2 separate regions of the Homo sapiens genome follow, and region 2 is linked to region 1. A link is a contact called in ENCODE Hi-C or POLR2A ChIA-PET data. All regions are on one chromosome and are shown on one strand. The core of a region is the stretch at or near the end of the contact, and the rest is flanking DNA. Distances in the headings are between cores, read along the strand shown.

Evidence for each region. Hi-C counts contacts between places; a loop is a spot of excess contacts on that map. ChIA-PET counts read pairs that join two places held with the same protein, here RNA polymerase II (POLR2A). Pooled maps may share reads with other maps.
Region 2: a loop to region 1 is called in a pooled map, with 2.7 times the contacts of the local background. The contact joins two enhancer-like sites. A Hi-C loop is called at or near these places in 2 of 50 pooled maps. POLR2A ChIA-PET finds 5 or more read pairs at or near these places in 3 of 52 experiments (H1, OCI-LY7 and activated CD8-positive, alpha-beta memory T cell).

Annotation. Positions count from the first base shown.
Region 1 is chr15:28,127,321-28,133,073 of GRCh38, reverse strand. HERC2 (HECT and RLD domain containing E3 ubiquitin protein ligase 2) reads left to right here. Exons shown (of 93, transcript NM_004667.6): 80 at 244-421; 81 at 813-974; 82 at 2,480-2,571; 83 at 2,772-2,911. Among named protein-coding and RNA genes, the nearest start is that of OCA2, 31 kb to the right of the region's middle. RefSeq lists an enhancer at 1-631. Within about 2 kb of position 4,398, at least 3 of the 41 ENCODE cell types and tissues checked have a DNase peak (open chromatin) inside an H3K27ac peak, as active enhancers do.
Region 2 is chr15:28,287,730-28,293,078 of GRCh38, reverse strand. HERC2 (HECT and RLD domain containing E3 ubiquitin protein ligase 2) reads left to right here. Exons shown (of 93, transcript NM_004667.6): 4 at 57-191. Among named protein-coding and RNA genes, the nearest start is that of HERC2, 32 kb to the left of the region's middle. RefSeq lists an enhancer at 426-969. Within about 2 kb of position 3,083, at least 2 of the 41 ENCODE cell types and tissues checked have a DNase peak (open chromatin) inside an H3K27ac peak, as active enhancers do.

The sequences.
Region 1 (5,753 bases), core at 3,149-5,648:
CTTGACCCAGTATGTGTGGTCACTTTCCAGCCTCTGAGTCAGAGCTGGGGAAGCCGTGTCCTCTGGCCTTGTACAGGAAGGAGATAGGAAGTGGTGAACTTTTGAGTTTAGGTCTGAATGATTCTTCTTGATTGATTTAACAATTAACTGATTAGGAAGGTGTAGATTGAGAGGTATTTAATACACTGAAAAATGTTTAAGAATAAAAATGTGTTTCCATTATATTTGGTGACTTTTTTGCAGTCCGTGTGACCGCCCTCGTGTCATCGAGTCTCTGAGAGGAATTGAAGTGGTCGATGTTGCTGCTGGCGGAGCCCACAGCGCCTGTGTCACAGCAGCCGGGGACCTCTACACATGGGGCAAAGGCCGCTACGGCCGGCTGGGGCACAGCGACAGTGAGGACCAGCTGAAGCCGAAGCTGGTGAGGAGGCGCCGTGTGCAGAGGCCGGAGGCTGCATGCTCCTCACTGCTGCTGTCAGATGGGGGCGGTTTGCCACCGTTGTTATGAAAAATGCTTTGGCTTCTAGAAGGCCCACTGTATTTTTGGGTGCAAGAAGTGAATAAACAGCCTTCATGGTGATGTAGGGTTGGCTCATCAAAGACGCTGATACCTCCTCCTGCGGTTTAGATGCATGTAGTTCAAATAGATGAAGGTGCTTTCTCTTTTGTCTTATAGGATTTTAGAAATCACCTCTTTGTAAAGGCTTAAAACAGGTACCCCCATAAAAAAAGAATGGCAGTGTTGTGAAGCCAGTCCTGTGGCAAGCCTTCTTGTGTTGTGCTTGGCCAACCCAAGTCCCTTTTCTCTGAAGGTGGAGGCGCTGCAGGGCCACCGTGTGGTTGACATCGCCTGTGGCAGTGGAGATGCCCAGACCCTCTGCCTCACAGATGACGACACTGTCTGGTCCTGGGGGGACGGGGACTACGGCAAGCTCGGCCGGGGAGGCAGCGATGGCTGTAAAGTGCCTATGAAGGTATTTCCCATTCTTTCCCTGCCCAGTGCTCTCCCAGCTCACCGCAGTCGGGCCCCCAGGGCCCCTCTGGGAAAACACAGCCTCAGAGCCACCATTACTGTCCCCCGTGTGTGCTCCTTAGGAGCACTTTAACCTCCTCTTTACCTTCGTTCCAGTAAATATAATGGGTAATTGGCTAGAAAGTGTGTGGAGGGCCTAGAGGGAGTAAGGTGTTCTATGTGCTGTGTGCGTTCTCTTGAGAAGTGGATGGGATCATCCGGGCACCGTGGAGCCTCCTGGTTTATAGCATGTAGGCCTGTCTCAGAGAAGGATATCACATGGCTCACACTCTCTCAGTTTACAGTGGTGTGGAGTTGCCACGGCACGCGCTTGGGGGTGCCAGTGCTTGCTAAAGGGACTGCATCTGGGTTAGCCGGGGCCATCTCAGGTGGGTGTCCTGTGAGGAGCGAGAGCAAGGCCTGCACAGCGCCTGAGTCCTGCAGTCCTGGTGGGGTCGGCGGCTCTGCTCCACTCAAGCCCGGTGGCTGCAGGCGATTTCTTATCTTTGCCAGAATGTCTTTTGCTCTTGTGAATGGGTGGCTGGTACGTGGTTCAGGTCCTGCACATGCTTCTCAGTGACCTCAGTGCATGCACACCACACTGCCGTGTAGCCCAGGTGCTCTGCTGGGTACTTGGGAGCCTGTTGCTGCGAACCTGTCTCTGCCTGGCCTCCTCTCTCGTGGGGCTGTGGGGTTGCAGGTGTGGCACAGGTGCTTCTGGAGCAGACCCTCATCAGTGGCATGTGTCAGAGGCCCCTCCTTGTGGGAAAGAGCCTGGGGTTTGCACTTCCAAGGCTGAGGATGCTGGGCATCAGAGGGGCTGGAGCAGGACGTCCCGATGCCATTGTGGTAGGGCCAGACACTAGAGCCCTACCACATTGTCTCATTTAGAGAATGAAGTCAGTTTTAATTAATTTGAGTTCAGAATTAAATATAAGAACTTACATATGAGAGCAATCACAGAGGTCATGAGGAGCAGCTTGTGGGATAGGGAAAGTTGGCTGGCAGGTGTGCAGTGTGGAGGGTGGGTGGGGCCCAGTGCTTTTGGCCATCCCTCCCCTTGCCTGCTGCTCCTCCCCCGCGGGCCTCTGCTCTGAGAGGGCTGGGGCAGGTGAGGAGAGACACAGGGATTGCTGGAGTTTGGTGCTCCTGCACAGAGAAGCATGGTTGCGGGAGGCCATTCTGGGGAGAGGCTTGCAGGCCTCACCTGCAAAGCTCCCATTTCTGGTGCCCTGTGCTGGGTCCCACCGGGCCACAGTGTGCCAACGGGTGTGCTGTCAGTCACGGTCCCGCCTGCCTCCTGAGAGTGCTGAGATTAAGTGGAATATGATTTTATGTTGCACTAATTATTCATCATGGGTACAAGTTTTCAGAATTCTTACTAGATTTAGTTAAATCTCAGTGTGGTTATAGCAGTCAGCAGGAGCCTTGTTGCTGTCTGTCTAATTGAACCTTTTCCCCCTCTAGATTGATTCTCTTACTGGTCTTGGAGTAGTTAAAGTGGAATGCGGATCCCAGTTTTCTGTTGCCCTTACCAAATCTGGAGCTGTTTATACCTGGTACGCAAGATTCTGTTTGTTTAAACCCACTAAAACCAGATTTTTATTGGGGTATGTGCACCACCTTTTCATGGATGGGAATGTAGCTTCTGCAGCAGGCTATGGTTGTGTCCTGAACAGCAGAGGCTGCCCAGGAGGCTGGTCAGGGTGGTCAGTGAGATCACCTTGCCCCATAATTTCCATGCTTCCTTTGTGTGCAGGGGCAAAGGCGATTATCACAGGTTGGGCCATGGATCAGATGACCATGTTCGAAGGCCTCGGCAGGTCCAAGGGTTGCAGGGGAAGAAAGTCATCGCCATCGCCACTGGCTCCCTGCACTGTGTGTGCTGCACAGAGGATGGTAGGTAGGGGCTCAGTGCCGCAGGACTGAGGCCTGTGAATCTAAGAGGGTTGAGCATGAAGGACATGCGCAGCCTTAAAAGGGGGCACAGGCCAGGTGTGGTGGCTCACTCCTGTTGCCCCAGCACTTTGGGAGGCTGAGGCAGGCGGATCACGAGGTCAAGAGATCGAGACCAGCCTGGCCTACACGGTAAACATCATCTCTACTAAAAATACAAAAATTAGCTGGGCATGGTGGCGCGCGCCTGCATCTCAGCTACTCAAGAGGCTGAGGCAGGAGAATCACTTGAACCCGGGAGGTGGAGGTTGCAGTGAGCCAAGATCGTGCCATTGCACTCCAGCCTGGTGACAGAGCAAGACTGTCTCAAAAAAAAAAAAAAAAAGGAGGCAGAGGCTTATACTGTGTCCTGAGAATCTATCTGCAGTCAGCAGGGCTTTGGCCCTGTCATCTTCAGCCCCTGCTGTTAAACCTGTGAATGAGTTCTATTTATTACTTATTACTGGGCTGTGCAGAACAGAGCTAGCAGCCAGCCTGAGACGTGTCCTTAGACAGACCTGCTGCAGGCTTGGCCCTCTGCTGGTGTCTGGGAACCTGGGTTTCGGGAGGGATCCCCTGTTCCCTAGGTGGTAGGTGTGGTTCACTGTGCCTGAACTGTCTGTACAAGCGACATGTTCTGTGCTGAAATCTGCTTTCCTTGGTCTGGAACTTGGTACGCGCCAGGCAGGGGGTGCCTGTGTGATCAGCCCTGATGGAAACCCTGGGCCTGGAGTCTCTACCCAGCTTCCCGGCAGACAGCACCTGACACAGCTCAGTGCCGGGGCAGTTAAGCTCGTCCTGTGTGGCTCCTGTGGGAGAGGACTCTGGAAGCTTGCTCCTGGTTCCCCCACTGCTTTGCCACAGGTCCCCATCCCTGTGCTGGTCTTACTCTGTGTCCTCTTGCCATAATACACTGTAACTGTGAGGAGGAGTGTATGCTGAGTCTTGTAAGTCATGCTGGAGAATCAGGAGCGTGGGGCGGTCCGGGGAACCCCAACACAATGGCAAAAGGGACTTTTCAGGTCAAATGAAGTTTGTGAGTCAGCTGACTTGATGATATGGAGATTATTCTGGATTATTTAGTGGGCCCAGTGTAATCACACAGACCCTTTGATCAGAAAAGGAGGCAGAAGAGTCAGTCAGAGATGTGACTGAAGAGGTAGTAGAAAGATTTTCAAAGTCTGAGAGCTCTCTACCCTCTGTTGCTGGCTTTCGTGGAGGAACAGGGCTGGGGAATGGGGTGGCCCCTGGAAGCTGGGAATAGCTCAGCCAGCAAGGAACCTGGACCTCAGTCCCACAGAGAACTGAGCTGTGTCTGAATGAGCAAGGAAACTCTCCCCTGGGGCCTCTGGGAAGGGAGACAGACCCATGCGGGGCTTCTCACCTGCAGAGCGAAAGGATCCTAAGTGTGTGTTGTTTAAGCCAGCCGGGCTGTGGGGATGTGTTATGGCAGCAGTGAAAAACGTGGGCGCCATCTTTCATTAACATGGCCTTCGCACAAACTGTGCTCCTCGTTAAAGCCTTTGGTGAATTATATAAGCATGCACCCTTTAATCATTTCATTGAGGGAAGAGGCTCATGGATGAATGAGCAACTTCTGTGGCCTGTAGTGGAAGGACATTGTAGTTCTTGATCCAGAACTTTTTATTTGACTTATTTAATTCTTTTAAATTTTGAGACAAATCACAGTTGGAAGCAAACCAGTTGGAAGTACATTACCTAGAACTTGCTTATCCCAGTCCACATGAGAGTGAGTTGCTGTCCTGCTGCCGCGTCCTGAGCTTTTCAGTGTGTTTCCCACAAACAGGGAGGCTCGTCCTGCCAGCCAGTTCACACTCCCCCACCCCGCCTGACGCCCATGCCCATTTGCAGCACATTGCCTGCCAGTCAGCTGGCAAGCTGTACCCTCTGTCCTGTGACACTCTCTCAGTGCCTGGCATCATCGTTTCACTTCCTCGTCTTCCTGGGCTTCTTGCAACTTGACACCAGTTATTTTGTAGCACATTCTTCTGTTTGGATTTTTTGCGATGTTTCTGCGTAGATTCGGGTTGTGTGTCTTTGATCGTCACAGTTCATCCTTGCAGGTGACATGCAGTTTGTCTGCTTGCTGATGATGCTCACTACAGTTGCTTGGTTACATTGTCTGCCATGCTTTTCACTGCGAACATTCTTTATAATTAACAAGTATTTAGTAGGGACATCCTGAATCTATTTAAATATTCCTTTCTCATGCAGCTTTGAATCAATTCATGTATTTGTTTTATCTGAGTGGGAATCATGGATCCTAATGTATTCATTGGGGTATATAGTCTATTTATTTTGATGCTCTAGTTGTGCTCTATTTGGCTGGCTCTGCCCCCTTTTTGTGTGTCCCCGTTGTCTGGGAGTACTTCCTTGCTCTGGCAGAAGAAGATGATTAGCCTCCACTTGTTCCCGCCATGCCCCACGCCTCGACCTGGCCATTTCTCCAAGGAGCCCTGGCATCTGTGGAGGAGAATGGCCTTGAGAAGACAAGGTCTGGATGATGGGTGTGCTCATTGCTATTGAGGCGTCACCGCTCCCCAGACCTCCTCAGTGGACAAAGCCAGGGAATAGTAATGTAAACAATACCCTGGTTTATGTTTGATGTCTGTTGAAAACTGTGAGTTCACACCAGTATCCCCAGGTCCAGTTTGGATCCACAGGGTTCATTCCAGTTTTCTCATGGCAACCTTGCAGATCCTTTCTTTTCTGGCGATTTGGCCACTCCCCCCGTGCATAACCAGCATCTCATCCTCCCCTGTGTGGCTCCTCCCCTTGCATGTGG
Region 2 (5,349 bases), core at 1,834-4,333, 160 kb before region 1:
TAATGGTATGGCATTCTGAAAAGCGGTGACAGATTAAAAAATTTTTAATTCTGCAGATGATAGTGTCGAACCAAGTGGAACAAAGAAAGAAGATCTGAATGACAAAGAGAAAAAAGATGAAGAAGAAACTCCTGCACCTATATATAGGGCCAAGTCAATTCTGGACAGCTGGGTATGGGGCAAGCAACCAGGTAATCTTGTGAATTTTGGCACTTTGGAAAGGTTGATCTGACGCTCCCTTTCTAAATAACTTGGATGGATTCTTAGTATTTTTTTGGTAACAATTTTAAAAAAAGTAAATAAAAAATTTAAATATTGTGGTAAAATATACATACCATAAAACTTACCGTTTTAACCATTTTTATGTGTAGAGTTCATTGGCATGAAGTATATTCACATTGTTGCCCAGCCATCACGCTTGACTAATTAGAGACAGAATCTCACTGTGTTGCCCAGGCTGGTCTTATACTCCTGGCTTCAAGGGATCTCCCTGCCTCACACTCCTGAGTTGCTGAGATTTCAGGTGTGAGCCATCGCACCTGGCACTACGTGTAACTGTTTGAGGAAGCAGTAAACTGTTTTCCACAGTGGCTACATTGTTTTATATTCTTGCAGCGGTATACTAAGGTTCCCATTTCTCCACACCCTCACCAACACTTTTTGTTTTCTGATGATAGCCATCCTAATTTGTGTGAGTAGGTACAGCATCTCATTGTTTTGATTTGCATTTCCCTGTTGAGTAGTCATGCTGAGCATCTTTTTACATGCTTATTGACCATTTGTATACATTCACTGGAGAAATGTCTATTCAAATACTTTGCCTGGTTTTTTTTTTTTTTTTTTTTTTTGGAGATGGAGTTTGGCTCTTGTTGCCCAGGCTGGAGTGCAGTGGTGCAATCTTGGCTCATTGCAATCTCCACCTCCCAGGTTCAAGTGATTCTCCTGCCTCATCCTCCCGAGTAGCTGGGATTACAGGTGTCCGCCACCATGCCTGGCTAATTTTTTGTATTTTTAGTAGAGACGAAGTTTCACTATGTTAGCCAGGCTGGTCTTGAACTCCTGACCTCAGGTGATCCACCCACCTTGGCCTCCTAAAGTGCTAGTATTACAGGCATGAGCCACTGCACCTGGCCCTTTTGCCTCTTTTTTTTTTTTTTTTTTTTTTTTTTCCTTTGAGACGGAGTCTTGTTCTGTCGCCCAGGCTGGAGTACAGTGGCGTGATCTTGGCTCACTGCAACCTCCGCTTCCCGGGTTCATGCCATTCTCCTGCCTCAGCCTTCCGAGTAGCTGGGACTACAGGCGTGCACCACCACACCCGGCTAATTCCATTTTTTAATTGAGGTTTTTGTTTTGGGTTATAGGAGTTCTTTATCATGGATGGACTTTCATAATCTCTTCCCTTTATCCAGCCCAGTAAAACCCATACATTTATTCTTTGCTTACTTTTTTTTGTGTAATTCAATTTTTTAAATGTCTAATGCATTTTCATTCCAATTAAAAATATACATAGAATATTTCTTATAAAAATGTATAGATTATAAAAGCAGAAATTTCACCTGACTGCCCACCCCAGTTTCAGCTTTCCTCTAAGAGTTAGCCACTATTATCCCTTCGGTGTGGATATTCAGGGTTTTTTTTCCTTGCATGGACATACATATGTAAATGTACATATATAAAAATAATTTGTGACGCCTGCCATGGTATCTCACGCCTGTAATCCCAGCACTTTGGGATGCTGAGGTGAGAGAATTGCTTGAGGCCAGCAGTTTGCGGCTGCAGTGATCTATGATTGTGCCTCTACACTCCAGCCTGGGTGACAGGGTCTCTGTTTCTTAAAAAAAAATTCGTATTTGGGGTTAATAGTAGTACCTACCTCGTAGGTTATTATAGGATCAGCACAGTAGGCCAGACAAAGTGCGTATGCTATTATCTTGCATGTAGTAAGTACCAGCATGTACTACCTGTTATCCAGAAATGTGCTGAAATGTGCCTTGTATTTTCTCTCTTTCCGTTTGGATCAGTCTTCCCAGAAGTTATCAATTTGAGTTTTTTCAAAGAACCAGTTGTTGGTTTTATTGATTTTGTTTTCTTTTTCATTGATTTCTGCTTTACTCTTTATTATTTCCTTTTTTCTGCTGGCTTTGGGTTCCATTTGCTCTTCTGTCTTTCCTAGTTTCTTAAGGCAAAGGCTTAGATCATTGACTTTAGATTTTTTGTCTTTTCTAACAAGTGTTCAAAACTATAATATAAATTTCCCTCTAAGCATTGTTTAGCCACATTTCACAAATTTGGAAATGTTTATTCATTTTCATCTTCATTCAGTTGAAAATATTTTCTAATTTCCCTTTTAATTTCTTCTTTTACCCGCTTATTATTTGGAAATTGTTATTTCATTTCCAAGTATTTGGGGATTTTCAAATATCTCCTGTTAATTTCTAAATTAGTTGTAGTCAGAGAACATATTCTGTGATTTCAATGTTGAGGCTTGTCTGAAGCCCCAGAATATGGTGTATTCTGTGGAATGTTTCATGCACACATAATAAGAATGTAGCTGTGTGTGGTGGCTCATGCCTGTAATCCCAACACTTTGGGAGGCTGAGGTGGGTGGATTACTTGAGGTCAGGAGTTTGAGACCAGCCTGGCCAACATGGTGAAACCCTGTCTCTATGAAACATACAAAAATTAGCTGGGTGTGGTGGTGGGTGCCTGTAATCTTGATTGCACCCCTGCACTTTAGTCTGGGTGACAAAGCGAGACTACATCTCAAAAAAAAAAAGTGTGTTTTGCTGCTCTGTAAAGCTTAATGAGATCAAGTTGATAGTGTTCAGGTATCCTTGACTTGAAATAATTTTCTGCCTACTTGTTCTATTCACTGTTAGGAGAGGAGTTGAACTAACACACAAGGTTGGCTTACTGCATTAGTTTGACATGAATCTCAGAGATCTTACCCGTACCTGATTATTTAGTAACTTTAAAGATACAAGTTATATCCTCACTTGTGTGCTCAGGCAAAGTGGGGAGAGATGTGGGAGAGTCTGTGCAACTCCTGCAGGTCCGTCCTCTTTGAACCCCGCCTGAGAGATGAGACCTCTCACTGAGGTGTGTTGTCCTCTCACTGAGGTGTGTGGTCCTCTCACTTAGGTGTGTAATCCTCTCACTGAGGTGTGTAGTCCTCTCACTGAGGTGTGTCTTCCTCTCAGATGTGTCGTCCTTTCACTGCGGCGTGTCATCCTCTCACTGAGGTGTGTCGTCCTCTCACTGCACAAGGAGCATTAAGGATGTGCAGTGTTTCCCTTTTGTAGTCAGATAGTTTATACACCTTAGGGAACGTTTTCCAGGGAGCCATGTCCCGTAAGTCCATGGATTTTAGGTATGTTTACCAAACACAATCCTAAACTAACCACATCTTGCTAAAAACATTTCATAGATAAGGACACTTCTCTTAGCGAATACCAGTCATTTATTTATAGAGAAGCCAGTCTCAGCGTTCTGGGGAGATCAGCTCCAGCGACTGGCTTTATTTCCCAGGAGTATCTCCATCGTGCTGGGGAGGCATGAAGAGCAGTTTCACTGCTTAGTTCCTCTTTCTTCTGAGGAGGATTGAAATCTCTCATGCTAATTATGGATTATTTTCTCTCAGCTCTGCAGGTTTTGCTTCATGTATTTGAGAATGTTATAAGGTGCATGCACTTTTAGGATTTTTACATCATATTTGTAAATTTGACCCCCTTTATCTCCAGTGACATTCTTTGTTGTGAAGTCACCTTGGTCTGACTACTCTCCTTTCTTCTGATTTGGTGTTTGCGTGGTGTGTTTGCCAAGTTTAGCTTTTTTCACTTTCAACCTTTGTGTATGTGTAAAGTGCATTTCTTTCAGGTATCATATAATTAGGTCTTGCTTCTTTATTCACCCTGGCAACCTCTGTTTTTTATTTGGAATCTTTAGACTACTTGGGTTTAAATCTATCATCTCTGGCGTTTTCAGTTACATCTTTCACTTGTCACTGTCCACTCTCAAATGGTATTACACTGCCTGAGCTGCGGGGCAGTGCTCTGACTGTAGCTTCCTGCTTCTGACATGTTCTTGGTTGGCAGTGTTGCTGTGTCATGTCCAAGTGAAACATGGTATAAACCCCACAATATGATGTTTTTGTTTTTGCTTTAAATAGGCAATTACATTTTTTCCCCTCAAATTTGAAAAGAGAAAAAAAAGTCTTTTTTTTTTTTTTTTGAGATGGAGTTTTGCTGTTGTTGCCCAGACTGGAGTGTAATGGCACAATCTCAGCTCACTGCAACCTCCCCCACGTGGGTTCAAGCGAGTCTCCTGCCTCAGCCTCCCTAGTAGCTGGGATTACAGGCAGGCACCACCGTGCCTGGCTAATGTTTTTGTATTTTTAGTAGAGACAGGGTTTCACTGTGTTTGCCAGGCTCGCCTTGAACTCCTGACCTTAGGTGATCCACGTGCCTCAGCCACCCTTAAGTGCTGGGATTATAGGATTATAGGTGTGAGCCACCACACCTGGCCTCTTTTTTTTTTTTTTTTTGAGTCGGAGTTTTGGTCTTGTTGCCCAGGCTGCCAGGATGGAGTGCAATGGCATGATCTTGGCTCACTGCAGCCTCTGCCTCCCTCCTGGGTTCAAACGATTCTGGCTCAGCCTCCCGAGTAGCTGGGATTACAGGCATACGCCACCACACCTGGCTAATTTTGTATTTTTGAGTAGAGACATGGTTTCGTCATGTTGGTCAGGCTGGTTTCGAACTCCTGACCTCAGGTGATCCACCCACCTCGGCCTCCCAAAGAGCCACCATGGCTGGCCAGAAAAAAGTTTTTTATGTTAACTTACATTTTACCATTATGGGCCCTTAAGGTTTTGTTTCTGTCCCAGCTGCCTTGTGTTATCGTTTTCCTTCAGTTTGAAGATCTCCCTTTACCGTTTCTAGATCTTCTGACAGAGAAGTTTTTCAGTCTGTCTGGGTATCAATTTTGGCTTTATCTCTGACTCTACACAAATCACTTTGTCTCACCTTGGGCCTCTCATGTATAAAGTAGGAATAAGTGGCTGGGAGCAGTGGCTCACGCCTAATCCCAGCACTTTGGGAGGCTGAGGTGGGTGGATCATGATGTCAGGAGATCGAGACCATGCTGGCTAACACGGTGAAACAGCGTCTCTACTAAAGATACAAAAAAATTAGCTGGGCGTGGTGGTGGGCACCTGTAGTCCCAGCTACTCGGGAAGCTCAGGCAGGAGAATGGCGTGAACCCAGGAGGCGGAGCTTGCAGTAAGCCAAGATTGCACCACCACTCTAGCCTGGGTGACAGGGTGAGACTCCATCTCAAACCAAAAAAAAA